Regions from separate parts of the Homo sapiens genome. Here region 1 is linked to region 2. Evidence: chromatin loops called from intact Hi-C (ENCODE). Cell type or tissue: K562. All regions are shown on one strand. Each heading gives the region's core, and the rest is flanking DNA. Links, peaks and the distances in the headings are about the cores only. Region 1 holds the start of ZNF138 (zinc finger protein 138). Region 2 holds the start of ZNF107 (zinc finger protein 107).

Evidence for each region. A loop is a pair of places that touch in the nucleus more often than their neighbours do. Peaks named below come from ENCODE experiments on the same cell type or tissue, not always from the same donor. Only the 100,000 strongest peaks of a DNase experiment are listed, where the experiment ranks them.
Region 1: it touches region 2 in a loop (4-fold over the local background); 28 of 110 quality-filtered maps call a loop at or near these places.

The regions. Positions count from the first base shown.
Region 1 is chr7:64,780,137-64,795,746 of GRCh38, reverse strand. It overlaps ZNF138 (zinc finger protein 138), which reads right to left and starts at 1,319. Exons shown (of 4, transcript NM_001271639.2): 1 at 1,176-1,319. The coding sequence starts at 1,178. RefSeq lists enhancers at 719-1,279, 1,064-1,303, 1,544-1,593. In K562, for the core only: no CTCF peak of the experiment used is centred there; no DNase peak of the experiment used is centred there.
Region 2 is chr7:64,656,497-64,672,106 of GRCh38, reverse strand. It overlaps ZNF107 (zinc finger protein 107), which reads right to left and starts at 5,974. Exons shown (of 4, transcript NM_001282359.2): 1 at 5,822-5,974. The coding sequence starts at 5,824. RefSeq lists enhancers at 5,647-5,766, 5,787-5,936, 6,087-6,236. In K562, for the core only: no CTCF peak of the experiment used is centred there; DNase peaks (open chromatin) are centred at 5,586 and 6,066; H3K4me3 peaks cover 1,220 bases.

The sequences.
Region 1 (15,610 bases), core at 3,777-11,776, 120 kb before region 2:
ACCTTGACCCAAAAATATTCTGATAAGATCTCTGTACCTAGGGAAGATTTAAAAAAAAAAAAAAAGGCACAGAGATTTTTTACAATACAGCATCAGGGGATGAGTCTTTGGTTTCTTCTCATGGGAAATATTTACAAACAGATAACAAATCTTTTTTAAAATGCCATCCATGCTTTGTCAAAAAATGATTAATTAAAATACAGTATTTCAAATGTACACTAAAGGACAAATAGTTGATAATGTGAATTAGGAAGGGGAAGTTGGCATTTGGGAATGTCAGAAGGAACTGGAAATTTAGTATTTTACTGCAAGCCAGAGTTAGGCTGAAGGAATGGGAAATGGGGAGGGGGAGGAGTCTTGAGACCCTGCTTGGGACACATGTGAAAAATGAAGGGGAAGATCTGTCCCCTGTGGAGTGTGAAAATAATTAAGTGGCAGGCAATTAGACTGAGGTCGCTCCAGTCCCAGGGTTTCTGGTTTTAAAAAAATCTAACTCAAATGCATTTTTTTGTAAATTACTACCTTGTGAAAAATAAAATTCATGTTTAACCAACTGTAAACTGCCAATTAACCTCTGATTACATGACCAGGAAATTTCCTCCTTCATTGTACAAATTAAGAAACTACATAACTCTACTAACCAATTACTGAATTTGGTTTTATCATACACCTTATACAAGTGTTTCCTTCAAACCCCTCCCACGGACCACTACTGCAAACCACAGCTGGGTGCTCCACAATTCTTGAATCACTGTTTGATTAAATTAATTTTTTTGCGGTGACTTTCATAAATTTTAATAGGGGAAAAGAGGGACAGGGAAGCCCGCGGAGGAAACCTCTTCCCATTCATGAACCCAGCACCCCGAGTCAGGATTCTCCCCTGACGACCCTCCCGTCGTCTCTGCACAATCGCTGCGGGTGCAGAGCTGCTCAGAGAGGGCTCCAGGCCAGGGCACAGTCACTGCGCAGGGAGGAGACAGGACGCCTGGTTCCGGCTGTCAGCCCAGCTGCCATGCTATGGCTTAAGGGGACTGAGGGCCGAGCTGTGCCAAGAACTCGGGGCCGCGGATTTTGCAGCCGACTGCGGGAAGACCCGAGTACTGCCACAGCCACTTCCGACCGGTTCCAACCAGCTCCCTCCCCCTCTCTCGGGATGTCGGACCCAGCACTCTCACCATTTCTAGGCTTCCGGGGGATCCTGGCGTCTTAGCTGTGAATCTCCCAATAACCAGATCACAGCGCCACAGAGGCTGGGCCTCTAGGAGTAAGAGGACGCAGAAAAGTGAAGGCCAGACCTGCAGCACCCGCTGCAGCGAGACAAAGACCCCGCCGCCTCCCGGAAGACGTCATGTCCGCTCCAGCTGGGTGCCTGATTGGACCGTTCCCAGCCCGGCGTCCCTGATTGGATAACGTTTAACAACCCGCCCCCTCAGGCCCTGAGTGACAGATGTGCTCAGGTGCTGGGCTGAAGGAAGACAGAGTTAAACCTAAGCAGCAGCCTTTTCCAGAAGGGCTTCCTCCCTGAGCTGAGTCAGGCCCACCCCAGAGGGCATTTGCATTTAACCTTGTGTATAAGGTCGTATGCATTTATAAATAACATATAGCTATTCACATCTGAATATAACAATTATTTTTAAATTCCAGATTTTATAACCGTACTGGCTTCTGGTCCTTTGAGCAGGCAGCCTGAGATTTTTTTCTTTTTTTTTTTTGAGACAGAGTCTCACTCTCACCCAGGCTCAAGCACAGTGGCACGATTTCGGCTCACCCCAAACTCCGCATCTCGGGCTCAAGTGATTCTCCTGCCTTAGCCTCCTGAGTAATTGGGATTACAGGCACCCGCCTCCACGCCCGGCTACTTTTTGTATATTTAATAGAGACAGAATTTTGCCATGTTGGTCAGGCTGATCTCGAACTCCTGACCTCAGGTGATCCACCTGCCTCGGCCTCCCAAAGTGCTGGGATTACAGAGCACATGTGAATTCCAAATTTTCTAGTAGTCAAACTTTAAGAATAAACAGGTGGAATTCACTCTAATTGAGATGGTTAGTCATTTAGGCTGGGCTCAGTGAGACCATTCTTGTGACCTCAGCTGAGTTCCTTCAGACATGTATCATCAGCTGCTTGTTGACTAGGCAGCTGTGCTTCTGGGGGTGAGCTTCTGCTTCTGAGGCTGTCAACAGAGGCAACTTGCTTCTCCTCCCCATACTATTTTATCTTCCATCTGGCTAACATGGGCTTTTTTCGCGGAGATAGTAGCCTTCTGAAAGAAAAACAGAAGCATGCAAAACCATTTGAGCCTACGCCTCAAACTAGCACACTGCACTGTTCACAGGTTTTTACTGCCCTGAGCAAATAAGGCCAGCCAGATCTAGGGTTTGGAAAACAGAACTGGATCTCAATGGAAACAGCTGTAAATGCACCTGGCAATGGGCATGGATAGCGGAGGGATGAAAAATTGCTAACATTTTTGCAATCAGTATCATTCTGCCTTTTTTTGCATATGTGGTTTATATAACTCTTCCACATCAAAAAAAAAAAAATTTGTGCAAAGACCCACAGCTATTAAGTGGCTGGGCTGGGACTCAGAATTAACTCCATTTGACCCTTGAAATCCTGGAGAGTGACACTTCTAAAATAGAAGCCAGATTTCTTTTAGATTTGTGCCCATATAGCACTGTTTATTATTATTGCTAGAAATAATCTTAAGAAATTGAAGAAGCACACGGTAGCTCACATCTATAATCCTAGCACTTTGGCAAGCTGAGATGGGAGAATCACTTGCGCTCAGGAGTTCAAGTGCAGCCTGAATAACATAGTTAAGATCCTATGTGCATGAAAATTTTTTTTTTTTTAATTAGCCAGTCATGGCCGGGCGCGGTGGCTCATGCCTGTAATCCCAGCACTTTGGGAGGCCGAGGAGGGCAGATCACGAGGTCAGGAGATCGAGACCATCCTGGCTAACACGGTGAAACCCCGTCTCTACTAAAAATACAGTCCCAGCTGCTCGGGAGGCTGAGGCAGGAGAATGGCATGAACCCACGAGATGGGGCTTGCAGTGAGCCAAGATCCCACCACTGCACTCCAGCCTGGGTGACAGAGCGAGACTCCGTCTCAAAAAAAATAAAAAATAAAAATAAATAAAAATAAAAATTAGCCAGCATGAGGCAATCCTGTAGTCCCAGCTACTCAGGTGGCAGAGGCAAGAGGATTACTTGAGCCTGGAAGGTCGAGGCTGCAGTGAGCCATGATTGGTTACGACACTGCACTTCAGCCTGGGTGGTGAGAGTGTGATCCTTTCTCCAAAAAAAAAAAAAGAAAAGAAAAGAAACAGAAAAGAAAAAAGTTGCAGGAGCATTTCAAAAGGACATAGCATATGTGGAAAAAGATAGATGAGGGATGAGTTGAGAAAATCAAAGCCCAGCAACACATTACTTATTTTTTATCATAGATAAAATCTGTAAACATCTAAAAAAAAAAACAAAACCTTCAGAGAAATTGAATGTAACAGAGTCTAAATGAACAAAGAATGATTTGCAAATCAGGCAGCCTGTGGGCCCAGAATAGGCTCAGAGAGACTCCAGCACAGCAACATGGTAAAAAAATTGATCAACAGAAAAAGCAAAGTGGCATACAGAAAATGAAATTGAGGTACAGAAACAGCCAAATTGATTACAGCTTGGGATTTGCCTTATTTGAACATGGTTTGAAGAGTTGATGTCCTTTTATTGGCAAAATCACAGTGGCTGGTACAGGAATGGGTTATAATCTACTTACATATCCAGTTAGGTTTCAGTTTAGTATGTACCAAAAAAAAAAAAAAAAGAAAAACAAACAAACAAAAAACCTACTGACCAAAATTAAACATGAAAACAGAGAGCTTCAGGCTATAATTTAACAATTTCTCCTTTTTGGTTATCTTCTCAATTTTGAGAGATAGACCAAGTTATCAGCTAAATAAATGGTCTCCTCATTTCAACCAAGCAGCCTGTTTCTTAAACCCCCGTAACTGAATCTCTGTAATACGTGTAATATATTTCTGTATAATCTCTATAATATATTTCTCCATGTGCAACTATGCATATTAGCAACTACACAGATACTTTTCTGTTTATGCAATAAGTAATCTCAAGAAATTCCATTATTTAGCACAACTTTAGTAAAAAAAGTCTATTGTGTAACCATAGCCTTTGCAGTAGAATCTGCTATAGAGACTATTATGAAGGATAAATGTCTAACCAATGCCTGATTTTTTTACCCTGAACCATGAAAAAAAAAAAAAAAAAAAGACCTAACAAATGATGCTTATTTAGAAGAGTAATGGCCAGGCAATGCTCTGAAACTTATTGTGAATGAGTTCTTTTTAACTTCTGAAGTAGGTTAAGAGCAGTGGACCTATATTCTGTGTTTCTGATATTATGAGGCAACAAATGTCCCATTAGAATTTCTCACCCACATTGACCCTTCATCTTGTACCTATCAAGGCATAAGTTTGTTCATATATAAAGTTGGCTGCAAAATTCTCTAGAGAATTAGATAATTAGTAGAGACGGGGTTTCACCATGTTGGCCAGGCTGGTTTCAAATGCCTGACCTCAAGTGATCCAACCGTCTCATCCTCCCAAAATGCTGGGATTACAAGCACGAGCCACTGTGCCCAACCTAATCCCAGCACTTTAAAAAGCCAAGAAACAAAGACTGTTTAAGCCTAGGAATACAAGTCCAGCCTGGGCAACATGGCAAAACCCTATGTTTACAAATAATACAAACATTAGCTGGGTATGGTGGCCCGCACTTGTAGTACCAGCTATTTAGGAGGCTGAGGAAGGCGAATTGCCTGAGCCCAAAAGGTCGAGGCTGCAGTGAGCCGTGATCAAGCCACTGTACTTCATTCTGGGTGACAGAGGGAGACCCTTTCTAAAAAAAATAAAATGCCAAAGCATATAAACTTAAACTTATGGAGTTTTCTGTGTTTCTTGTTTTTATCATTACTATTTCAATAGTTTTGGGGGTACAGGTGGTGTTTGGTTACATGAATAAGTTCTTTAGCAGTGGTGTGTGAGATTTTGGTGCACCCATCTACAGAGCAGTATACGCTGTACCCAATGTGTAGTCTTTTATCCCTCAACCCCACACCGCCCTTTCCCCCAAGTTTCTAGAGTCCATTATGTGACATAATTCTTATGCCTTTATATCCTCATAGTTTAGCTCTCACTAAAAAGTGACAACATGCCATGCTTGGTTTTCCATTTCTGGGTTACTTTACTTAGAATAATGATCTCCAACTTTATCCAGGTTGCTCTGAGTGCCATTATTTTGTTTTTTTGTTTGTTTGTTTTGAGACAGAGTCTTGCTTCGTCGCCCAGGCTGGAGTGCAATGGCGCGATCTTGGGTCACTGCAACCTCCGCCTCCCGGGTTCAAGTGATTCTCCTGCTTCAGCCTACTGAGTAGCTGGGATTAGAGGCACCTGCCACTACACCCAGCTAACTTTTGTATTTTTAGTAGAGACAGGGTTTCACCATGTTGAACAGGCTGGTCTTGAACTCCTGACCTCAGGTGATCCGCCCGCCTTGGCCTCCCAAAGTGCTGGGATTACAGGCCTGAGCCACCACACCCGGCCTGAGTTTCTTGCAGATTCTGAATATAAGTCCTTTGTTGGAAGCATGGTTTGTGAACCTTTCTTCTCACTCTGTGGGTTATCTGTTTACTGCTTGAATTATCTCTTTTGCTGTGCAGAAACTTTTCCGTGTAATTAAGTCACATTTATTTATCTTTTTTTGTCGCATTTGGTTTTGGGTACTTGGTCACAAACTTTTTGACTAAGCCAATGTGTAGAGGAGTTTTTTCTATATTATCTGCTAAAATTTTTATAATTTCAGGACTTAGACTTAAGTCTTTGATCCATCTTGTGTTGATTTTTTAAATCTTTTTTTGTTTGTTTGTTTGTCTGAGGCAGAGTCTCGCTCTTTTGCCCAGGCTGGAGTGAAGTGGAACAATCTCAGCTCACTGCAATCTTTGCCCCCCTGGTTCAAGCGATTCCCCTGCCTCAACCTCCCGAGTAGCTATGTAGCAGGATGAGCCGCAGACAAAACTCCTCAGACACTGGATTAAAGACGGAAGAGTTTTTTATCTGGCCGGGAGCGTCGGCAGACTCACGTCTTAAAAGCCGAGCTCCCCGAAAGAGAAATTCTTGGCCTTTTTAAAGGCTTGCAACTTTAAGGGGTCCACGTGAAAGGGTCGTGATACATCAAGCAAGCATGGGAAACGTGACTGGGGGCTACATGCATCAGCTAACAGAACAAAAAGCTTTACAATGCTTTTTTCATATAGTGTCTGGAATTTACAGATAACACAAGTAGTTTAGGTCAGGGGTTGATGTCATTATTGTTACTTTTTTTAACTCCTAGGGCCGGGTGGTGGTGCCAAGGTTGTCTGGCTATTTATCTTACTTTTGTTTTTTTTCCAACTTTTTGCTTTTTCTCTCCTCCTGTCTTGTGAACTAGGCAAGGTGTGGGAGGAGGGCAGCAGGAGTAGTAGTGGTCTCCTTCCTTAGCTGGAATTACAGGCACTGGCCACCACACCCGGGCTAATTTTTGTATTTTTGTATTTTCTTATTTTTTTGAGATGCAGTCTCGCTCTGTTGCCCAGGCTGGAGTGTAGTGGTGTGATTTGGGCTCACAGCAATCTTCGCCCCTGGGGCTCAAGCGATTCTCCTGCCTCAGCCTCCCAAGTAGCTGGAATTATAGGTGCCGGCCACAACGCCCAGGCTAGTTTTTGTATTTTTGTATTTTTTTGAGACGAAGTCTCACTCTGTTGCCCAGGCTGGAGTGCAGTGGCACGATCTCGGCTCACTGCAACCTCCATCTCCTGGGTTCAAGCAATTCTCTTGCCTCAGCCTGCCGAGTAGCTGGGATTACAGGCACACACCACCACACCCAGCTAATTTTTGTATTTTTAGTCTCCATGTTGGTCAGGCTGATCTTGAACTCCACACCTCGTGATCTGCCCGCCTCAGCTTCCCAAAGTGCTGGGATTACAGGCGTGAGCCACCCCGGCCAATTTTTGCATTTTTAGTAGAGACAGTGTTTTGCCATGTTAGCCAGGCTGGTCTGGAACTGCTGGTCTCAGGTTATCTGCCTGCCTTGGCTTCCCAAAGTGCTGGGATTACAGGTGTGAGCCACTGCACTCCACCTTGAATCATTTTTTTTTAGACAGTCTTGCTCTGTCACCCAGGCTGAAGTGCAGTGGCAGGATCTCTGTTCACTGCAATCTCTGCCTCCAGGGTTCAAACAATTCTCATGCCTCAGCCTTCTGAATAGTTAAGATTACAGACATGTGGCACCATGCCCAACTAAATTTTGTGTTTTCTAGTAGAAAACGGGGTTTCACCATGTTGGCCAGGCTGGTCTCAAACTCCTGACCTCAATTGATCTGCCTGCCTCAGTCTCCCAAAGCGCTGGGATTACAAGCATGAACCATCGTGCCTGGCCTTGAGTTAATTTTTTTATAAAGTGAGAGAAAAAAATTCAGTTTTATTCTACTACATGTGGCTTTCCAATTATTTCCGCACCATTCATTTAATAGAGTGTTCTTTCCCCACTTTGTGTTTTTGTTTACTTTGTTGAAGATCAGTTAGCTGAAAGTATTTGGCTTTATATCTGGTTTTGCTATTCTGTTCCATTGGTCTACATGCCTATTTTTATACCAGTACCATGTTGCTTTGGTAACTATAGTCTTGTAGTGTAGTTTGGAGTCAGATAATGTGATGCTTCCAGATTTGTTCTTTTTGCTTAGTCTTGCTTTTGCTATGCATGCTCTTTTTGGTTCCATATAATTTTAGGGTTTTTTTTTTCTAGATCTGTGAAGAATGATGATGTTATTCTGATGGAAATTGCCTTGAATTTGTAGATTGCTTTTGGCATTATGGTCACATTGACAATATTGAGTCTACCAATCCATGAGCATAACATGTGTTTCTATAATTTCTTTCAGCAGTCTTTTGTAGTTTTCTTTGCAGATATCTTTCACTTTCTTGGTTAGGTCTATTTCTATTTATTTATTTATTTGCAGCTGTTGTTAAAGGGGTTGAGTTCTTGATTTTATTCCCAGCTTGGTCACTATTGTTGTATAACAGTGCTGCTAATTTGTATATTGATTTTGTATTCTAAAACCTTGCTGAATTCATTTATCATATCTAGGAGGATTTTGAACTAGTCTTCAGGCTTTTCTAGATATACAATCTTATCACTGAACACTGACAGTTTGACTTCCTCTTTACCAATCTGAATGCACTTTATTTCTTTCTCTTGTCTATTGCTCTGGCTAGGACTTCCAGTACCATGTTGAGTAGAAATGGTGAAAGTGGGCATTCTTGTGTTTTTCCAGTTCTTAGGAGATGTGGTTTCAACTTTTCCCCATTCAGTATAATATTGGCTGTGGGTCTGTCATAAATTGCTTTTATTATCTTAAGTTCTGTCTACTCTATGCCAATTTTGCTGAGGGTTTTAATTATAAGGGGATGCTGGATTTTGTCAAATACCTTTCCTGCATCTATTGAGATGATCATATGATTTTTGTTTTTAATTCTGTTTATGTGGTGTATCACATTTTTAAACCATTCCTGAATCCCTCGTGGTAAAACACACTTGGTAATTGTGTATTTTTCTGATATGCTATTGTATTTGGTTATCTAGTATTTTGTTAACAATTTTTGCATCTATGTTAATCAAGAATATTGATGTGTAGGGCTTTTTTGTTATATCCTTTCCTAGTTTTTGTATTAGGGTGATATTGGCTTCATAGAATCATTTAGGCAGGATTCCCTCTTTCTCTATTTTTTGGAATAGTTTTGGTAGAATTGATACCAATTTTCCTTTAAATGTCTGATAGAATTCAGCTGTGAATCCATCTGGTCCTGAATTCTTTGTTGTCAACAATTTTTTTTTTTTTTTTTTTTTTTTTGAGACAGAGTCTCACTTCTTCACCCAGGCTGGAGTGCAATGGAGCTATCTTGGCTTACTGCAACCTCCACCTCCATGGTTCAAGCAATTCTCCTGCCTCAGCCTTCCAAGTAGTTGGGATTACAGGCACGTGCCAGCACGCCCAGCTAATTTTTGTATTTTTAGTAGAGACGGGTTTTCATCATATTGGTCAGGCTGGTCTTGAACTCCTGACCTCAAGTGATCCGCTCACCTTGGCCTCCCAAAGTGCTGGGATTACAGGCGTGAGCCACTGTGCCCAGCCGTCAGCAATTTTTTACTACTGTTTCAATCTTGCTACTCGTTATTGGTCTGTTCAGAGTTTATATTTCTACCTGGTCTAATCTCAGAGAATTGTGTATTTCCAGAAATTTATCCATCTCCTCTAGGTTTTCTAGTTTTGTATGTAAAGGTGTTCATAGTAGTCTTGAATAATCTTCTGTATTTTTGCGGCATTGTTTGTAATATATCCTGTTTTGTTTCTAATTGAGCTTATTTGGATCTTCTCTCCGCCTATATTGGTTAATCTCACTAGTGGTCTATCAATTTTATCTTTTCAAATAACCAGCAATTCTCTCATTTATCTTTTGTAATTTTTGTTTCACTTTTATTTAGTTGTGTGCTGATACTTGTAACATATTTTCTCCTGCTAAGTTTGGGTTTGCTTTCTCCTTGGTTTTCTAGTTCCTTGAGGTATGAGCTCAGATGTTTTATTTGAGCTCTTTCAGACTTTTTGATGCAGGCATTTAATGCTATGAACTTTTCTCTTAGCACTGCTTTTGCTGTATCCTAGAGGTGTTAATAATTTGTGTCACTATTATCATTAAGTTCAAAAAATTTTTTTAATTTTCATCTTCATTTCATTGTTGACCCAAAGATCATTCAGGAAAAGATTATTTAATTTTCTGGTATGTGTATTTTGTTTTGTTTTGTTTTGTTTTTGTTTTGTTTTTTTTCTCTGTGCTCTTATAATCACATACAGACACTGCATATATACGTAGACAAATACAAGAGGTTTTAGTCGTTTCATAAAGTGGGATCATACCATACATACCTTCTTTTTTTTTTTTTTTTTATTGATCATTCTTGGGTGTTTCTCGCAGAGGGGGATTTGGCAGGGTCATAGGACAATAGTGGAGGGAAGGTCAGCAGATAAACAAGTGAACAAAGGTCTCTGGTTTTCCTAGGCAGAGGACCCTGTGGCCTTCCGCAGTGTTTGTGTCCCTGGGTACTTGAGATTAGGGAGTGGTGATGACTCTTAGCTGCCTTCAAGCATCTGTTTAACAAAGCACATCTTGCACCGCCCTTAATTCATTTAACCCTGAGTGGACACAGCACATGTTTCAGAGAGCACAGGGTTGGGGGTAAGGTCACAGATCAACAGGATCCCAAGGCAGAAGAATTTTTCTTAGTACAGAACAAAATGAAAAGTCTCCCAAGTCTACTTCTTTCTACACAGACACGGCAACCATCCAATTTCTCAATCCCTTCCCCACATTTCCCCCCTTTCTACTCCACAAAACCGCCACGGTCATCATGGCCCGTTCTCAATGAGCTGTTGGGCACACCTCCCAGACGGGGTGGTGGCCGGGCAGAGGGGCTCCTCACTTCCCAGTAGGGGTGGCCAGGCAGAGGCACCCCTCACCTCCCAGACGGGAGGCTGACCCCCCCACCTCCCTCCCAGACGGGGCGGCTGGCCGGGCAGGGGGCTGAACCCCCACCTCCCTCCCAGACGGGGCGGCTGGCCGGGCAGGGGGCTGAACCCCCACCTCCCTCCCGGACGGGGCGGCTGGCCCTCCCGGACGGGGTGGCTGCCGGTCGGAGACGCTTCTCACTTCCCAGATGGGGTGGCTGCCGGGTGGAGGGGCTCCTCACTTCTCAGACGGGGCGGTTGCCAGGCAGAGGGTCTCCTCACTTCTCAGACGGGGCGGCCGGGCAGAGACGCTCCTCACCTCCCAGACGGGGTTGCGGCCGGGCAGAGGCGCTCCTCACATCCCAGACGGGGCGGCGGGGCAGAGGTGCTCCCCACATCTCAGATGATGGGCGGCCGGGCAGAGACGCTCCTCACTTCCTAGATGGGATGGCAGCCGGGAAGAGGCGCTCCTCACTTCCTAGATGGGATGGCGGCCGGGCAGAGACGCTCCTCACTTTCCAGACTGGGCAGCCAGGCAGAGGGGCTCCTCACATCCCAGACGATGGGCGGCCAGGCAGAGACGCTCCTCACTTCCCAGACGGGGTGGCAGCCGGGCAGAGGCTGCGATCTCGGCACTTTGGGAGGCCAAGGCAGGCGGCTGGGAGGTGGAGGTTATAGGGAGCCGAGATCACGCCACTGCACTCCAGCCTGGGCACCATTGAGCACTGGGTGAACGAGACTCCGTCTGCAATCCCGGCACCTCGGGAGGCCCAGGCTGGCGGATCACTCGCGGTTAGGAGCTGGAGACCAGCCCGGCCAACACAGCAAAACCCCGTCTCCACCAAAAAAATATGAAAACCAGTCAGGCGTGGCGGCATGCGCCTGCAATCGCAGGCACTCGGCAGGCTGAGGCAGGAGAAGCAGGCAGGGAGATTGCAGTGAGCCGAGATGGCAGCAGTACAGTCCAGCTTCGGCTCGGCATCTGAGGGAGACCGTGGGGAGAGGGAGAGGGAGAGGAAGAGGGAGAGGGAGAGGGATATGTGTATTGTTTTGAGGGTTCCTTTTGGAGTTGATTTCCAATTCTATTTCACTGTGGTCTGAGTGTACTTGATATAATATTAATTTTTTAAAATTTATTGAAACTTGTTTTGTGGCATATCATATGGTCTATCTTGGAGAATATTCCATGTGCTGAATAAAAGGAATGTATATACTGTAGTTGTTGGGTAGAATGTTCTGTAAATATTTGTTATATCCATTTGTTCTAGGGTATAGCTTAAGTACACTGTTTCTTTGTTGAATTTCTGTCTTGATGAACTGTCCAGTGCTGTCAATGGAGTATTGAAGGTCCTTCACTATTATTGTGTTGCCATCTATCTCGCTGCATTTCTAAAGGGACAACTCGGGTGATACAGTAAAGTTTATATTTCCAAAGGACAGAGCTAACACTTTAGGCTAAAACATTTTCTCATATCTTCAACTCAGGAAAATATGCTGTAAGTAAAATTTAGTTAAAATAAGATGGGCCGGGCACGTTGGCTCACGCCTATAATCCCAACATTTTGGGAGGCCGAGGCGGGCGGATCACCTGAGGTCAGGAGTTCAAGACCAGCCTGGCCAATATGGCAAAACCTTATCTCTACTAAATATACAAAAAAATTAGCTGGGCATAGTGGCAGGCACCTGTAATCCCAGCTAGTCAGGAGGCTGAGGCAGGGAGACTTGCTTGAACCCAGGAAGCAGAGGTTGCAGTGAGCCAAGACATGCCATTGCACTCCAGCCTGGGTGACAGAGCAAGACTCCGCCTAAAAAAAAAAAAAAAAAAATATATATATATATATATATATATATGTAAAAGATGGCCAGAAAAGCACCTTAAACAAAGGTATGACTTGTGTAAATTTAAAATAATAGTCAATGTTTTTAATGTAACACAAACACCTTGCAAATGGAGATTTCATTTACAGATATAAATTTCTTTTACAAAATACTTTCAAAATAGTTAAATATCAGAAAGTTCTAATTTAGTTCAAAGGTGGTCTTTCAAGCTTAACTACTGTTTCCTAGGTATAATTAAGAGTTGAAGTTGAAGCCCATTCAAAAATAAAAAGAAGAAAGAATTCTCTAAGCCTGGACTCAGCATGGATAAATCTGAAAAAGAAGCCTTTACCTGAGGGTCTACTTTTACAAACACTTTATCTGGGATAGCTTTCTATTTACCTTCAAGGAGGGAGAGCAACTAAAGAAAATGGTAGATTTAATCTTTTGTAAGACTTAGACTTTTAATCTGCCTTTATAAAGATTATTTTTTTAACAAATAGTAAAAATATTGAAATCTTTTTTTTTTTTTTGAGATAGAGTCTCACTCTGTCACCCAGACTGGAGTGCAATGGCACGATCTCAGCTCACTGCAACCTCTGCCTCCCAGGGTCAAGCAATTCTGCCTCAGCCTCCTGAGTAGCTGGGATTACAGGCGACTGCCACCATGCCCAGCTAATTTTTGCATTTTTAGTAGAGACAGGGTTTCACCATGTTGGCCAGACTGGTCTTGAACACCTGACCCCAGGTGATCCACCCGCCTTGGCCTCCCAATGTGCTGGGATTACAGGGTGAGCCACCACACCCAGCCAAATATTGAAATCTTTTTAGAAGCTTCTGCACATCAGTAGTGAACCCTAGATGAGTCTTACTAGGGAGACTTCATTTTCAAACGCACTTTTTCAGGGGAACACTCCATTGTAATTTTAAATTACGTTTAGTAAAATTTTGCCATTTCTGTAAGTGTTTGCTCATGCCTGTAATCCCAGCACTTTGGGAGGTTGAGGCAGGCAGATCAGGAGTATAAAACAGCCTTGCCAACATGACGAGACACTGTCTCTACTAAAAAAATACCAAAAAATAACTGGGCATGGTGGTGCATGCCTGTAGTCTCAGCTTCTTAGAAGGCTAAACTGGGAAGATTACTTGAGCCAGGTGGGTGGAGATTGCAGTGAGCCAAGATCACACCCTTGCAGTGTGGCCTGGCTGACAGAGTGTGACCCTGCCTCAAATAAAATACAACAAAACAAAACAAAACAAGCCTCATATATGCCCCAGTAATCACTTTCTTTTCTGCAACAATAACCGTAATCCTAAGAGTTAACACTGTAGATCAATTTTGTGTTTTTAACCAAGTGTTTTATCACAGAAAAATTTAAACTTATGCAAAACAAACAAACAAACAAATAGTGCAATAGACCTGTCATGAAGCGTCAACAACTGCCAATCACCGGCCATTCTTGTTTCACCTCCACTTCTCTGCCCCAATCATTCCTGGCCAACCCATTGTCCATCCTCCATTATTTTCTTCAGTTTTTTTGTTTTTGGTTTTTTTTTTGGAGGTCAAATATACACACATTGAAAGGCACAATTCCTAACTGAAATTTTTTGACAATACACCCATATAACCTTTATACCTTTTAAGTATGAATAGGGGCCAGGTGTGGTGGCTTATGCCTATAATCCCAGCACTTTGGAAGGCTGAGGCAGGCAGATCACAAGGTCAGGAGATCGAGACCATCCTGGCTAACATGGTGAAATCCTATCTCTACTAAAAATACAAAAAATTAGCTGGGCGTGGTGGCACATGCATGTAGTCCCAGCTACTCAGGAGGCTGAGGCAGGAGAATCACTTGAACCTGCGAGGTGAAGGTTACAGTGAGCTGAGATCGCACCACTGCACTCCAGCCCAGGCAACAGAGCAAGATTCACTCCAGCCTGGACAACAGAGCAAGACACCATCTCAAAAAAAAAAAAAAAAAAAAAAGAATGAATAAGATATTTTCCTATTCTATCTATAGAATTTAGAATAGAATGATAGAATATTTTATTATTCTCAGATAATTGCCTTATGCTTTTTTCCAGACAATTTTACTCTCAACCAGAGGCTATTTCTTTGCTAATGTTTTATTACCATTGGTTAATTTTGTCTGACATCATACAATATGTATTATTTTATGTCAAGCTTGTCTCATTTGGCAGCTTTATGAGACTCTTTCAAGGTGTGTGCTTCAGTACTTTGTTCCTAAAAAATCTAGAGGAATATCCTTTAAGGCTATGGAAATACAATGTTTCTCCTTTAAATTTTACCCACAATTTTTGCATTATTCAGTCCATCTTGTCTACAGTAATTCTTACTGTGGTGCCCTAGTCATGCCTGTAATCCAAGCACTTTGGGAGGCTGAGGCAGGTGGATCACTTGTGGTCAGGAGTTCAAGATCAGCCTGGGCAACATGGTGAAACCCCATCTCTATGAAAAAATATGAAAAGTTAGCCAGATGTGGTGGTTCACACCTGGAGTCTCAGCCACGTTGGAGCTGAGGTGGAGGTGGGAGGATCACTTCAGGCCAGGAGGTTGAGGCTGCAGTGAGCCAAGATTTTGCCATTGTACTCTAGCCTGGGTGACAAAGTGAGATGCTATCTTAATTTTTAAATAAAAATTTTAAAAAAGAGAGAGGGAAGAGTAAACAGGACTTTTGAATTTTGTATACCAGCTCAGCCACAGCAAGATAGGCCATTTGTCAGAGTTGGAAAGCCTCTTTTTCAGCCACTAGCTCCTAACTGACATTTCTAGGTACACCCTGGGCCAGAAGGAAATCTGTTGCTTTGAATGCAAAGCCCCCCTACTGTCAGAACCCATCAACAGATAACCGAAGAGCCCTTGGGCCCTGAGTGACCTGCAGTAATACCCAAGTACTATGCTGTGAGCTTTAATTCAGACTCTAGGGCTTGCCAGAATCAGGTGAGACTCAGCACATTTTCAGCTTTGCTGGCTACAGGAAGAGAATGAAAAATGTAGAGGGAAAACTCTATAGGACTTTGTCTTGCACCTTAGGTACCAGCATGGCCAAAGAGAGGAAGAGCACCAAGTGGGCTTTTTGGGTCCCTGACCCCAGGGCTTGGTTCTTGGATACCATTTCAGGACCCGTCCTAGGACATAAGGGACCATAAAGGAGAGTAT
Region 2 (15,610 bases), core at 2,710-10,709:
GAAAGAACAAAAAGGGTCGCCAGCCGGGCGCGGTGGCTCACTCCTGTAATCCCAGCACTTTGGGAGGCCGAGGCGGGTGGATCACAAGGTCAGGAGATCGAGACCATCCTGGTTAACACGGTGAAACCCCATCTCTACTAAAAAATACAAAAAAAAATTTAGCTGGGCTTGGTGGCGGGCACCTGTAGTCCCAGCTACTCGGGAGGCTGAGGCAGGAGAATGGCCTGAACCCGGGAGGCAGAGCTTGCAGTGAGCAGAGATCGCGCCGCTGCACTCCAGCCTGGGCAACAGAGCGAGACTCTGCCTCAAAAAAAAAAAAAAAAAAAAGAACAAAAAGGATCAAAAAAATACTTGTTTGGTGCTATGCTTAGTATCTCAGCGATAAAATAATCTGCACACGAAACCACCCTGACACAATTTTACCTATATAACAAACTGCATGTGTACTCCAAAACAGAAATAAAAGTTAAAAGGAAAAAAATCCATGGGTGGGGGAGAATGCCATGTAGGTGGGAGGAATGGTCTGTGCTACAGATAGTGGCCCAGATGGGGCTGTCCTCTGATTTATTTGCGTCCATGCAGGCAGATGAGATTATGAACAGGTGGTCCAGAATCCTTGGTTGGTGGAGAGAGCAGGCTGCTGCTGCAGATTCAGTGTCTGGGAATAGGAATATGTCAGGAGACTTGTAGACACTTTGGTGGGTTTTTGGCAAAAAACACTAGAATAAAAAAATGCTGTAGTGAAATTCCTAAGGGCGGTGCCTAGTCCTGGGAGGGGTGTGGACACATCAATGTATAATGGGTATGTTTGTGAGTGGGTGGAAATTCTGGGATGGCAGCTGCGAGAAAAGGGGGTCTATAATCAGACCTCCTTTCCTCTAAGTTTTCAGTCCTCTCTCACCATGGAAGGAGACCTGGAATCACAGGACAATGGGCAGTGTGACAGTCTGTGTACAGGAGGGTAGAGCGTCGCATTCCCAGACACCCAGAGTTCCACTCCAGGCCAGGCCTCTGTGATATCTTTCTTTTGGCACCAAATCTGTAAAGTTTGCTTAACACCAAGCAATTCTCCAAAACTAACACATTGTTTAACATTTGAATTCTGACCCCAGAGTCAGCAGACCCTGATTCAGGGCTCAGTCCCACAACACTGTCCTCACTGCAGATGCCAGTCAAAAACCATACGGGCCTATCAGTGCTTCTAAACTACTGTTTGAAAATTTAGAATTCCCATAACTCCCTCAAGTTCAATAATTTGATAAAGCTACTCACAGAACTCTGCAAAACACTGTGGTTATGTCGACCAGTTTACTATACAAGATACAACCCAGGAAAATTCAAATGGAAAAAATGTATAGGACAAAGAAAAGAGATGGGGAAAGATGAAGCACATAGATAATCCTGGTAAATAGCTGCGATTAATAAAAGTCCCCATCCTTTGTGTTCTCCAGGAACAGTTTATGAAAAGAAACACCCTTCCCATTATGACTTAGATGGTACTCTTTTTCTTAACTGTTTAATAACCAAACACTCACTCTGCATATTTTCTTTTTCATATTAAAAAATTAGCTGAATTTTTCTTCAGTGGTCAAAAGAAAGTTCTTCTTAATCAAACTTCACTTAAGTTTATCTCCTTTCCACAGGCTCCTGAACTTTGAGGTACCCTCAGTCTGAGCCAACATACAACCCCATTTTTTGTCCCTCCTAAAGACTTGATGACTTCAGGATAAAAGTGTTCTAATCTAGTATTTGATTTTTTTCACCCTCCATTTGCCATTCCCCTGTGACCTTCTTTCTAACCTTCTTTGCTCCTCCCTAAAAAAAAAAGTCTTTGTCTGCCTAAACTTTGCAATTCTTAAAGATCTTTTAGTTGGTATTTCCTTCTGTTGCAATACTCCTTTAAAATTCAGAATTTTTTTTACAGAAACCTTATTCTGTTTTTACAAAAAGTAAAATACTGCCTCAAAACGATAACAACTTCATCTTTAGTAAGACTCTCTCATTCCCCTTCCATCTTAACGTTAACTGCATCTGCCTGTGGGTCCCCCGACGTCCAGGGCTCTGTAGCTTCTCTCAGAATAAAGGCTTCTTCCATGGCTGGGGTGAGCAGGGGAGGCTTCCAAGAAAGAACTAACTGGGCCTTTAATAACCTCCCTTCCCTTTGCAGGCTCAATATTAGCCTTAGCTTGGAATCACTGGGCATAAGCTTTAATTTCCATGTCAAGGTTATTCACTTGGGTTTTGAAACTGCTTTAAAAATTCAGCAAAATTATGCACAGTATTTATATATGGGAAGGAAATTATTTTTTCTTTTTTTTTGAGACAGAGTCTCGCTCTGTTGCCCAGCCTGGAGTGCAGTGGTACACTCTTGGCTCACTGCAACCTCTGCCTCCCAGATTCAAGTGATTCTCCTGCCTCAGCCTACCGAGTAGCTAAGACTACAGGTGCCTGTCACCCACACCTGGCTAATTTTTCAGTAGAGACGGGGCTTCACCATGTTGGCCAGGCTGGTCTTGAACTCTTGACCTCAGGTGATCCGCCTGCCTCAGCCTCCCAAAGTGCTGGGATTACAGGCGTGAGCCACTGCACCCAACCAAGGGAAGGAAATTTTAAGGTGCTTACATTTCATACCTCAGTAAGAAATGCAAAGTATTTATTTCTTTCAGACGATAAATGTATTATTCTATTATTTTCATTAAAAATTAGGTAGTAATCAATTAGTCATATGGGATTAGTAATCAAGAAGTCATACTTCTAGGAGGTACCAACTTTCATCTCATAAAATTTAGCATTAACCAGCTGGGTGCAGTGGCTCATGCCTGTAATCCCTTGGGAGACCAAGGCAGGCAGATCACTTGAGGTCAGGAGTTCAAGGCCAGCCTGCCCAACATGGTGAAACCCCGTGTCTAATAAAACTACAAAAATTACCTGGGCATGGTGGTGCATGCCTGTAATCCCAGCTACTTGCGAGGTTGAGGCAGGAGAATTGCTTGAGCCCGGAAGGCGGAGGTTTCAGTGAGCCGAGATCGCACCACTGCCCTTCAGCCTGAGCAACAGAGCGAGACTCCATCTCAAAAAAAAAAAAAAAAAAAAAAAAAAAAAAAAAAAATTAGCGTTATCCTCACAAATCAAGATGATAGGATATAGAACAGAGGTATTTACTGTAACAAAAGTACCCTGCAAAAAGAGGAACTGATGCTTTCATAAATCTATGTAACTCATCAATTATCTACCACATTTTCTTGTAAAAATGTATTCATTTTCTACAGTCAAAATGGAAGAGAGGTTTTTTTCCTTTTTGTTTCCCTGCTAGCACTCTAAAAACTAAGCCTTGGAATACCGTTGGACATCACCCAGCCATAAAAAACACACCTGAGTAAATTCCTAAACTAAGTCTGGGAAAGAAAAAGGTAAATGAGAATTCTTAATAAATGGAATATATGATTAGATATTATTTTTCTCTGAAACTCACCTCTTTTATGCTCTGTAAATATTTTCTTAACTTTTAAATCATACTAATAAAATGCAAGTTACAGTTATAAAACTGAAATCAAAATAAGTGAACAAATCTTTTCAAGGTGACAAACCCAGGGAGTGGCGGGGCTGATTAGAAAACAGATGTGTCTGATGAGTTCATGGCCTTTGCAGGGACATGGATAAAGCTGGAAACCATCGTTCTCAGCAAGGACAAAAAACCAAACACCGCATGTTCTCACTTATAGGTGGGAATTGAACAATGAGAACACATGGACACAGGAAGGGGAACATCACACACTGGGGCCTGCTGTGGGGTGGGGGGAGGGGGGAGGGATAGCATTAGGAGATATACCTAATGCTAAATGACGAGTTACTGGGTGCAGCACACCAACAGGGCACATGTGTACATATGTAACAAACCTGCACGTTATGCACATGTACCCTAAAACTTAAAGTATAATAATAATAAAAAAAAAGAAAACAGATGTGTCTGACTCATGTGTCAAGTCAGGCCACCCAAACACTAGATTCTCCTACCCCATCCTGCTCATTTAAGTGCCCAATGACCACCCTCTCTGTAGACACTGCCCTATGCCTCAGTGACTACTCCAAGTGCATTTCATTTTGCAAGTTCTTGTACCATCTCACTGGGGTCAAGTTTGATTTTTTTTTTTTTTTGTCTTCTGGAATACTATTTTTTCTTTCACAAATCTTAGAGAATCCAGGGGGCAGAAATTATTTCTGAGTTTTCCTCTCAATACCAGCATCTGATTGGCTGACCAGCAATGTACCTCTGAGAAATGGAAGTCGGGTTGAGTGAACACAATCTTAATGCCTCAAAGGGTTAGCTTTCCAAAGGAAGGGTATACCAGGAGATTCCTCTCAGCCCCAGGGCATCCACCTGCTCCCTTGAGAGGCTACACTCCAACCTCAGATTGTCCTCTGTCTCCCATTCCCAGATACCCAGAGTTCCATTCCAGGCCAGGAGCTGAAATTTACTAGAGATTCTAGCATACACAGCCACAGTTGATATCTTGATTTATCCCCAGACAGTACTGAAACCCAGGACCAGGAGAAAACCGAAAGGTGGCTGAGGACACATCACCCTGTAAAGTTTCCAAAGGGAAACCTTGACCCAAAAACATTCTGATAAGATCTCTGCGCCTAGGGAAGATAAAAGGAAAATAGGCACAGACTTTTTTTTACAATACAGTGTCAGGGGATTATTTTTTGTTTTCTTCTCATTGGAAATATTTTCAAACAGCAAACAATTTGTTTAAAGTGCCACCCAATAATTTGTCAACAATGATTAATTAAAATACAGTATCTAAAATGTACACTAAAGGACAAATAGTTGATAATGTGAATTAGGGAGGGGAAGCTGGGATTTGGGAATGTCAAAGGAAACTGGAAATTTAGCATTTTACTGAAAGTCAGTTAGGCTAAAAGAATGGGGAATAGGGAGTAGTCTTGAGACCCTGCTTGAGACACGTGAAAGTTGCAGGGGAAAATCTGTCCCCTGTGGAGTGTGAAAATAACTAAATGGCAGGCAATTAGACTGAGGTGGCTCTAGTCCCAGGGTTTTTACTTTTTAAAAAATCTAACTCAAATGCTTTTTTTTTGTAAATTACTACATTGGGGAAAACAAAATTTAGACTTAATCAACCATGAACTGCCAATTAAGCTCTGATTACGTGACCAGAAAATTTCCACCTTCATCTAAAACTAAGAAACTACGTAACTCTACCTAACCAATTATTGAGTTTGCTTTCCTTTATCATGCACCTTCTAAAAGTCTTTTCTTCAAGCCCCTCCCATGGAAAATAAACTACAAACCACAGCTGGGTGCTCTATAATTCTTCAATTACTCTTTGATTAAATTCTTTAACATTTTTGTGGTGACTTCCATAGATTTTTAAGAGAAAAAAGATGGACTAGGAACCCCACAGACTAAAGCTTTTCCCATTCATGAACCCCGCATCCCGAGTCAGGATTCTCCCCTGATGACCCTCCCGGCATCCCTGCACAATCGGGGAGAGATGCCGCGCTGCGGGTGCAAAGCCGCCCGGAGAGGGCTCCAGGCCAGGGCACAGTCACTGAGCAGGGAGGAGACAGGACGCCCAGGGTCCCGGCTGTCAGCCCAGCCGCCATCTTACGGCTGAAGGGGACTGAGGACCGAGCTGCGCCAAGGAGAACTCGGGGCCGCGGGGGACTGAGGGCCGAGCTGCGCCAAGGAGAACTTGGGGCCGCGGACTTTGGAGGCCCGAGTCCAGCCACAGCCACTTCCGATCGGTTCCAACCAGCCCCTCCCCCTCTCTCGGGATGTCGGACCCAGCACTCTCACCATTTCTAGGTTTCCAGGGAGTCCCGGCGTCTTAGCTGTGGATCTCCCAATATCTGCAGGTCACAGGGACACAGAGGCTGGGCCTCTAGGAGCAGAGGACACTGAGCAGTGAGGAGGAGAGCAGGAGCTCCGGCTGCAGCCAGAGACAAAGGCCCCGCCAAATCCCGGAAGCCGTCCTGTCCGCTCCAGCTGCGTGCCTGATTGGACGGTTCCCAGCCCAGCAGTCCTGATTGGATAACGTTTGCTGCCCTGCTCCCTCAGGCCCTGAGTGACAGAAGCTGTGCTCAGATGCTGGGCTGGAAGAAGATAAAGTGAAACCTAAGCTGCAGCCTTTTCAGGCAGGGCTCCTCCCTGAGTTGAGCCAGGTCCACCCCAGAAGGCATTTGCATTTAACCTGTATATAAAGTCATATGCATTTATAAATAATATATTATGTGGCTATTCACACATGAAAATAATATAACAATTATTTTAAAATTCCAGATTTTATGCCCTTTCTGAATTCTGGTCCTTTGAGCAGGCCGATTGAGAGTTTAAAAAGGAGGCAATCCTCTGAAATAAAACGTGAGCCACATGTGTATTCTAAATTTTCTAGCAGTCAAACTTCAAGAAGGAAGAAGAAGGCCAGGCGCGGTGGCTCACGCCTGTAATCCCAGCACTTTGGGAGGCCGTGGTGGGCGGATCACGAGGTCAGGAGATCGAGACCATCCTGGCTAACACGGTGAAACCCCGTCTCTACTAAAAATACAAAAAATTAGCCCGGCGCGGTGGCGGGGGCCTGTAGTCCCAGCTACTCGGGAGGCTGAGGCAGGAGAATGGTGTGAACCCAGGAGGCAGAGCTTGCAGTGAACCGAGATAGTGCCACTGCACTCCAGCCTGGACGACGGAGTGAGACTCCGTCTCAAAAAAAAAAAAAAAAAAAAAGGAAGGAAGAAGAAACAGGTGGAATTCATTCTAACCATTTAATTAACCCACTATATCAAAAATATTATATTAATATCTGAGCAATATGTAATTATTAATAAAGTGTGTATATTTTTGGAACTAAATCTTTAACTCTGTATTTTACCTTTCTAGCACATCGCAGTTCTGACCAGCCACATTCCGGACACCCAGTAGCCATACATGGCCAATAGCTGTCACATTAAAGTGCAGCTTTGACAACAGGGGTTTGAAGGGCCTGAACATTCCTTTTCTGCCAGAGGTGAGGGAAGAGCCTCTCCCTACCAACATCTCTCTTCAGTTCTGAGGTGGAACAGACCGTGGCCATAAAAAGAGCAGAGGACAGCAGGAATAAAATAACCTAAGGTTGTTAAGAATTAATGTAATTAATATGTATATAATTAAAACTACTAGATGTATGAAAAACAATTCTGCATAGAGAATGTATAAACAAAAGTAAAATATGCTTTTAAGGAAGAAAGTTAGAAACATTTTATCTAGTTTGAAATTACTTAATGATTGTTTCAAATTGAAAAAAGAAAAAACCAAAAATATAATATAAAAAGTTGAAAAATTTATTATAATAGACTATAAAATATTTATGAAAATCTACAGTAGCCAAAAATGACACATTTGATGGATTTATTTATAAGGTTTTATTAAAGTTAGCTTTAGTATTAATAATACAGTAATACAAAAGTAAAAGTTGATTTTCTTTTGAACAAAAATTTTACATATCAATATGACATAGTACAATATTTTTGTCCACCTTTTGAATAAATTTTAAAATAAAGAAAGTAAAAAAGAGAATTTTTCTCATGCAGTCTTTCTCAGGTTTTTTGACTGGAAAACTGAATCTCCTGTATCAAACAGTAAATGATTTTGTTTTTAAAATCTTTTAATTATCACTTTGGATAAATAAATGACTATTATTTTATGGTGATCTGTGGTCCTATTTTAGTGAAGTGTTTTAACCCTATGACATATTTGACAGGCTTCCCAACATCAAATTTTGCTTTAAAAGTGTCTTTTTTTTACACCCCAAACTTTTGGATGCTATAGAGTGTCAATGCAGCATGCAAAAGAGTGATAAACAGGCAGGGGGAGGCGGGCAGATCACCAGGTCAAGAGATGGAGACCATCCTGGCCAACATGATGAAACCCTGTCTCTACTAAAAATACAAAAATTAACTGGGCATGGTGGTGAGCGCCTGTAATCTGAGCTACTCAGGAGGCTGAGGCTGGAGAATGGAGAATGGCTTGAACCTGGGAGGCAGAGGTTGCAGTGAGCCAAGATCGCTCCATTGCACTCCCACCTGGGCAACAAGAGCAAAACTTCGACTGAAAAAAAAAAAAGTTAACTTACATGGAAGCATTATCAAAATAAAAATAATGTTTGCCAGGCGTGGTAGCTTATGCCTGTAATCCCAGGACTTTGGGAGGCTGAGGCAGATGGATCACCTGAGGTCAGGAATTCAAGACCAGCCTTGCCAACATGGCAAAACCCTGTCTCTACTAAAAATACAAAAATTAAGCCAGACGTGGTGGTGGGTGCCTGTAATCCCAGCAACTCAGGAGGCTGAGGCAGGAGAATCGCTTGAATCCAGGAGGCAGAGGTTCCAGTGAGCTGAGATTGTGACATTACTCTCTAGCCTGGGTGACAGAGCGAGATTCTGTCTTAAAACTATATATATATATTTGACCTCCTTCGACTTATATTTTAATAAATATGTTATTAATATTTATGTCAAAATTGTATGAAATTTCTAAAACTCTAATGTATCTGAGTATACGCTCTTATTCATAATTATGGTTATTATGATAAATTATTGTAGGCAACAGATATAATCAATTTCTTTTAATTTGTTTCTTTATAACCATGAAAGTCATTTCCACAGTTAATGGCTTAATTCTGATGTAGTTTCTAAAAACTTTAAAAGCATGAAAAATCCTAGAGTACTGTGTATTCAAGGAGGTTCATGAAAAGATGGAAAAGGCCCAGATGAGTTGAGCACAGATTTCTGATAACGTTAGAATTATATTGTTTGAATTAGGTAAAGATTGTGAGAATTTGGCCAGGCACGGTGGCTCATGCCTGTAGTTCCAGCACCTTGCATTTCTGTGGGATCAGTCGTGATATCCCCTTTATCATTTTTTATTTCAACTATTTGATTCTTCTCTCTTTTCTTCTTCATTAGTCTGGCTAGCAGCCTATCGATTTTGTTGATCTTTTCAAAAACACCAGTTCCTGGATTCATTGATTTTTTGAAGGGTTTTTTGTGTCTCTATTTCCTTCAGTTCTGCTCTGATCTTAATTATTTCTTGTCTTCTGCTAGCTTTTGAATTTGTTTGCTCTTGCTTCTCTAGTACTTTTAATTTTGAGGTTAGGGTGTTGATTTTACATCTTTCCTGCTTTCTCTTGTGGGCATTTAGTGCTATAAATTTCCCTCTACACACTGCTTTAAATGTGTTCCAGAGATTCTGGTACATCGTGTCTTTGTTCTCATTGGTTTCAAAGAACATCTTTATTTCTGCCTTCATTTCGTTATTTACCCAGTAGTCATTTAGGAGCAGGTTGTTCAGTTTCCATGTAGTTGAGCGCTTTTGAGTGAGTTTCTTAATCCTGAGTTCTAATTTGATTGCACTGTGGTCTGAGAGACTGTTTGTTGTGATTTCCATTCTTTTGTATTTGCTGAGGAGTGCTTTACTTCCAATAATGTGGTCAATTTTAGAATAAGTGCAATGAGGTGCTGAGAAGAATGTATATTCTGTTGATTTAGGGTGGAGAGTTCTGTAGATGTCTTTTAGGTCCACTTGGTCCAGAGCTGAGTTCAAGGCCTGAATATCCTTGTTAATTTTCTGTCTCGTTGACCTGTCTAATATTGACAGCAGGGTGTTAAAGTCTCCCACTATTATTGTGTGGGAGTCTAAATCTCTTTGTAGGTCTCTAAGAACTTGCTTTATGAATCTGGGTGCTCCTGTATTGGGTGCATTTATATTTGGGATAGTTAGCTCTTCTTGATGCATCGATCCCTTTACCATTACGTAATGGCCTTCTTTGTCTCTTTTGATCTTTGGTGGTTTCAAGTCTGTTTTATCAGAGATTAGGATTGCAACTCCTGCTTTTTTTTGCTTTCCATTTGCTTGGTAAATATTCCTCCATCCCTTTATTTTGAGCCTACGTGTGTCTTTGCACGTGAGATGGGCCTCCTGAATACAGCACACTGATGGGTCTTGACTCTTTATCCAATTTGCCAGTCTGTGTCTTTTAATTGGCGCATTTAGCCCATTCACATTTAAGGTTAATATTGTTATATGTGAATTTGATTCTGTCATTATGATGCTAGCTGGTTATTTTGCCCATTAGTTGATGCAGTTTCTTCATAGTGTCGATGGTCTTTACAATTTGGTATGTTTTTGCAGTGGCTGGTGCCTGTTGTTCCTTTCCATATTTAGTGCTTCCTTCAGGAGCTCTTGTAAGGCAGGCCTGGTGGTGACAAAATCTCTTAGCCTTTGTTTGTCTGTAAAGGATTTTCTTTCTCTTTCACTTATGAAGCTTAGTTTGGCTGGATATGAAATTCTGGGTTGAAAATTCTTTTCTTTAAGAATGTTGAATATTGACCCCCATTCTCTTTTGGCTTGTAGGGTTTCTGCAGAGAGATCCACTGTTAGTCTGATGGGCTTCCCTGTGTGTGTAACCCGACCTTTCTCTCTGGCTGCCCTTAACATTTTTTCCTTCATTTCAACCTTGGTGAATCTAACGATTATGCGTCTTCGGGTTGCTCTTCTCGAGGAGTATCTTTGTGGTGTTTTCCGTATTTCCTGAATTTGAATATTGGCCTATTTTGCTAGGTTGAGGAAGTTCTGGATAATCTCCTGAAAACTGTTTTCCGACTTGGTTCCATTCTTCCCGTTGCTTTCAGGTACACCAGTCAAATGTAGATTTGGTGTTTTCACATAGTCCCATATTTCTTAGAGGCTTTGTTCATTCCTTTTTTTATTCTTTTTTCTCTAATCTTGTCTACTTGCTCTATTTCAGTAAGTTGATCTTCAATCTCTGATATCCTTTCTTCTGATTGATTGATTCGGCTATTGATACTTGCGTAAGCTTCATGAAGTTCTTGTGCTGTGTTTTTCAGCTCCATCAGGTCATTTATGTTCTCTAAACTGGTTATTCTAGTTAGCAAATTGGCTAACCTTTTTTCAAGGTTCTTAGCTTCCTTCCATTGGGTTAGAACATGCTCCTTTAGCTCAAAGGAGTTTGTTATTACCCACTTTTTGAAGCCTACTTCTGTCAATTCATCAAACTCATTCTCTGTCCAGTTTTGTTCCCTTGCTGGCGAGGAGTTGTGATCCTTTGGAGGAGAAGAGGCGTTACAGTTTTTGGAATTTTCAGTCTTTTTACGCTAGTTTCTCCCCATCTTTGTGGATTTATCTACCTTTGGTCTTTGATGTTGGTGACCTTCGGATGGGGTCTCTGTGTGGACGTGCTAGTCCTTTCTGTTTGTTAGTTTTCCTTCTAACAGTCAGGCCCCTCTGCTGCAGGTCTGCTGGAGTTTGCTGGAGGGTCCACTCCAGACCCTGTTTGCCTGTGTATCACTAGAGGAGGCTACAGAACAGCAAAGATTGCTGCCTGTTCTTTCCTCTGGAAGCACCCAGAGGGGCAACTGCCAGATGCCAGCCAGAGCTCTCCTGTATGAGGTGTCTGTCAGCCCCTACTGGGAGGTGTCTCCCAGTCAGGATACATGGGGGTCAGGGACCCACATAAGGAGGCAGTCTGACCCTTAGCAGAGCTCAAACGCTGAGCTGGGAGGTCCTCTGCACCCTTCAAAGCCGTCAGGCAGGGATGTTTAAGTCTGCTGAAGCTGCGCTAAAATTTTTTAGTATGCCATTTGAATAAACTCTGCGGTCCAAGTCAAATCACCTATAAGAACCCCTCATTTATTTGTCCTATGCACCTAATTTGGAGACACAAACTTCGTACTTAAGAGGACATAAATTTAATGTTCAGTGTGGACCCATGAAGAACCTAGACAGCCAACAGCCAGTTGTTCATTCCTGAGTTCTTAAAGCTTCTATTATTAAAAAGCTGTGCATTCCATTATCATTATAGAAGAGATAAAATGATCTACATAAAATATAAATTAGGCTGGGTGCGGTGGCTTACGCCTGTATTCCCAGTACTTTGGGAGGCTGAGGTAGGTGGATCACGTGGTCAAAAGATCAAGACCATCCTGGCCAACATGGTGAAACCCCATCTCTACTAAAAATACAAAATTAGCCGGGTATAGTGGCACACGTCTGTAATCCCAGCTATTCAGGAGGCTGAGGCAGAAGAATCACTTGAACCCGGGAGGTGGAGGTTGCAGTGAGCCAAGATCACACCATTGCACTCCAGCCTGGGCAACAAGAGCGAAACTCCATCTCAAAAAAAAAAAAAAAGAAAGAAAAAGAAAAGAAAATAGTCACATCATCTACATGTTGAGGCCACACATATGTATATGTATTGATATGTATCAATAACCCTTGTGGGCAGGGACCAGACAGAAGAACCACATCACCTGTGTGCTGGGCTCTGTGATAAGTCACCCTTTATCTGTGGGTATGGCCCAGGTAGAAAAGGCAAGCCAAATCACCTGGTGCAGGGCCCAGAGATATGTCACAATGTCTTCTATAGGCAAAGGCCAGGGAACAGAGGAGAGTCACATCAAATAGTTGATGGACCCAGAGATATGTCACAATGTCCCTGTAATCAGGGTCTAGGTAAGAGACTCAAATCACCTTTGTTCTGGGCCCAGCAATATGTCACAATGCTTTCTCCATAGCTGTCATACAAAGAGGAGACCCAGGCTCTTACCTAATTCACTAAGCCTAGCTATGACAGTATCTCTTACATTGGCTGGCTTGTAGGAAGAGGATCGTCAGCTCTCCTGTGAGCTGGACCAAGATATATGTCATAATCCAGTAGAGAGCAAGCATGAGAGTCACATCACCTGGGTGCTGGGCAAGTGATATGTTACAGTCTTCCCTGAGGACAGGGACCAGGCAGGAGAGTCACATTAGCAGGAGAGTCACATTACCTGGGTGCTCAGGGAGGGATCTTATTTGACAATCCCCTCCTGAAAGCAAGGCACAGAATGCATAGTCACATCACATGGGTTCTGGGCCCAGTAATATCTTACGATGCTCAGTATGAGCAACACCCTCTCAGGAGAGGCAGATTACCTTAATGGTGGACCCAGCAATATGTCACAATCTTCTTTGTGGGCAGGATGCAGGAAGAACAAAAGTCACATCTTCTAGGTGATGGATGCAGGGAGATGTAAACAGTCCCTCTGTGGAAAGGGCCAAGGCAGAAGCCTCCAATTCTATAAATGTAGGGCCCAGTGATTTGTCACAATACCTAACATATGCAAAGCCCAGGCAAATAGGAGAGTTATATCACTTAGCTCCTGGGTCAAGTAATATGTCCCAATCCTCCCTTTTGACATGGCCCAGGCAGCAGAAGAAAGTGACATCACCTAGGTAATGAATAAAGAGATATGTCATAATACACCCGTGGACAGGGCCAAGGCAAGAGTCACATCACTTAGATGTTGGTCCCAGCCATATGTCAAAATACACAAAGTATACTGGACCCAGGAAGGAGAGGAGAGTCATGTCACCTAGGTTCTGGGCCCAGGCATACATCACAATCCCTACTTGGGCAGAGCCCAAGCAGTAGAAGGGAATTACATCACCTAGATACTGGGTCAAGAAATATGTCACGATACTTTCTGAGGGAAAGAATGAAGCAGGAGATTCACATCACCTAGGTGAGGGGCCCAGAGATATGTCACAATGACCTTTGTTAGTAGAGCTCAGGGAAAAAAAGTTACATAACACAGGTGCTGGTCCAAATGATATGTCACAATTCTAACCATAGATAGATCCCAGTAAGAAGAAAGTCAAATCATCTATAAGATGGGCCCAAAGATAAGTCAAAATTACCTCTGTGGGCAGGGACCAGGCAGAAGAATCACGTCACCTGTGTACTGGTGATAAGCCACTTTATTTTGTGGGCATGGCCCAGGTAAGAGAAGAGAGTCACATCACCTAGGTTCTCAGCCTAAAAATATGTCACAATCTCTTTTATGAGCAAAGCCAAGGTAAGAGAGGAGAATGACATCAAATAGTTGATGGGCTAGAAGACATGCCGCAATGCCACCTGTGGGCAGGGTTTACAGGGAGACTCACATCACCTTGGTGCTAGGTTCAGCAATATGTCACAATGCCTTTTGAGGGCAGGGCTGAGCAAAAGAGTAACTTCAGCTCTTTTTTTTTTTTGAGACGGAGTCTTGCTCTGTTGCCCAGGCTAAAGTGCAGTGGTGCAATCTCAGCTTACGCAAGCACCACCTCCCAGGTTCAAGCAATTCTCCTGCCTCAGCCTCCCAAGTAGCTGAGATTACAGGCACCTGCCACTGCGCCTGGCTAATTTTTTATTTTTGTAATTTTCAATTTTGTATTTTTAGTAGAGACAGGGTTTCACCATCTTGGCCAGGCTGGTCTGGAACTCCTGACCTCATGATCCACCCTCCTCAGCCTCCCAAAATGCTGGGATTACAGGCATGGGTCACCGCGCCCAGCCAGTAATGTCAGCTTTTTGTTGGGCCCAGCAATATGACACAATCTCCTCTCTTGGCAGGACCTAGGAAGACAAAAAGAGTCACATCAACTAAGTACTGGGCCCAGTGAAAGATCACAATCACCTCTGTTAGCAGGAAGAAGGCATAGTCACAACACCTGGGTAATGGGTGCAGCGATACATCACAATGCCCCCTGTAGGAAGAGCCCAGCAGCAACATAACACTGGTAATGGACCCAGCAGTATGTTACAATGGCCAAGGTGGCCAGGGCATGGCAGAAGAGTCACATAACTTGGGTGAAGGGCCAAGTTATATGTCACAACATTCTTCTGTGACCAGCACCAAGGCAGGAGAGGAGACTCAAATCCCCTGTGTGCAAAGCCCAGCAATGTTTCAAAATGCCTCCTGTGAGCAGCATCAAATGCAGGAGAATAGTGTCACATTAAGTAGATGGTGGGTCCAGCCATATGTCACTATTCCGTCTCCAGGCTGGGCCTAGGCAGAAGAGTCATTCACTCAGGTGCTGAGCAGAGGTATATTTCACAATCACACCTGCAGGAAAGTCCAGGGATGAGACTAACAATTCCACACATGTCCTGGTTGTAGGCGTGAGCATTAACACTTTCTGCGCTTTTTGTCTAACTACACGAGTTACAATCTCATTGGTAAACTGTATCTGCGCATGACAGCCTCAATCCCTTCTGCAGATTTGTGTTGCTTTAGTGGAGCCACAGCCTCACGGGTGTGCTGAATTTGTTTCTGACAGTACCAACTAACCTGGAGATCAGATCCAGGTATGAGAAGAAATTTTAAAACTTTTAACTGCTTAAGGGTCTGAAATTTAGAACCTCAATAGTGGGCTGTGTTCATGTGAAAGATGACAAGTTTTACTGTCAACTTAGTGTGCATACCAGTGTCACAATCTCACCTGTGTGCTGGGCCTTGTTAGGACACTCTCTATACCACTCGAGGGCTTTATATAATATACACGTGAGTCACAATATGCTCTGATACCTTCATGCTGGTACAGACCAATGATTGTAGCTGTGATCCTAGGCCCAGGTATGAGAGTCAGCATCTTTTCAATTGGCTGTGTGAAAATAATACAGTCATCACCTGCCCATGTGGTAAGTTTAGAAGTGAGTCACCATTCAAACTGTGGCCAGATGTTAACAAATGACAATCACAATTCCAATTGTGAACTATGTCTCCGTGTAAGATT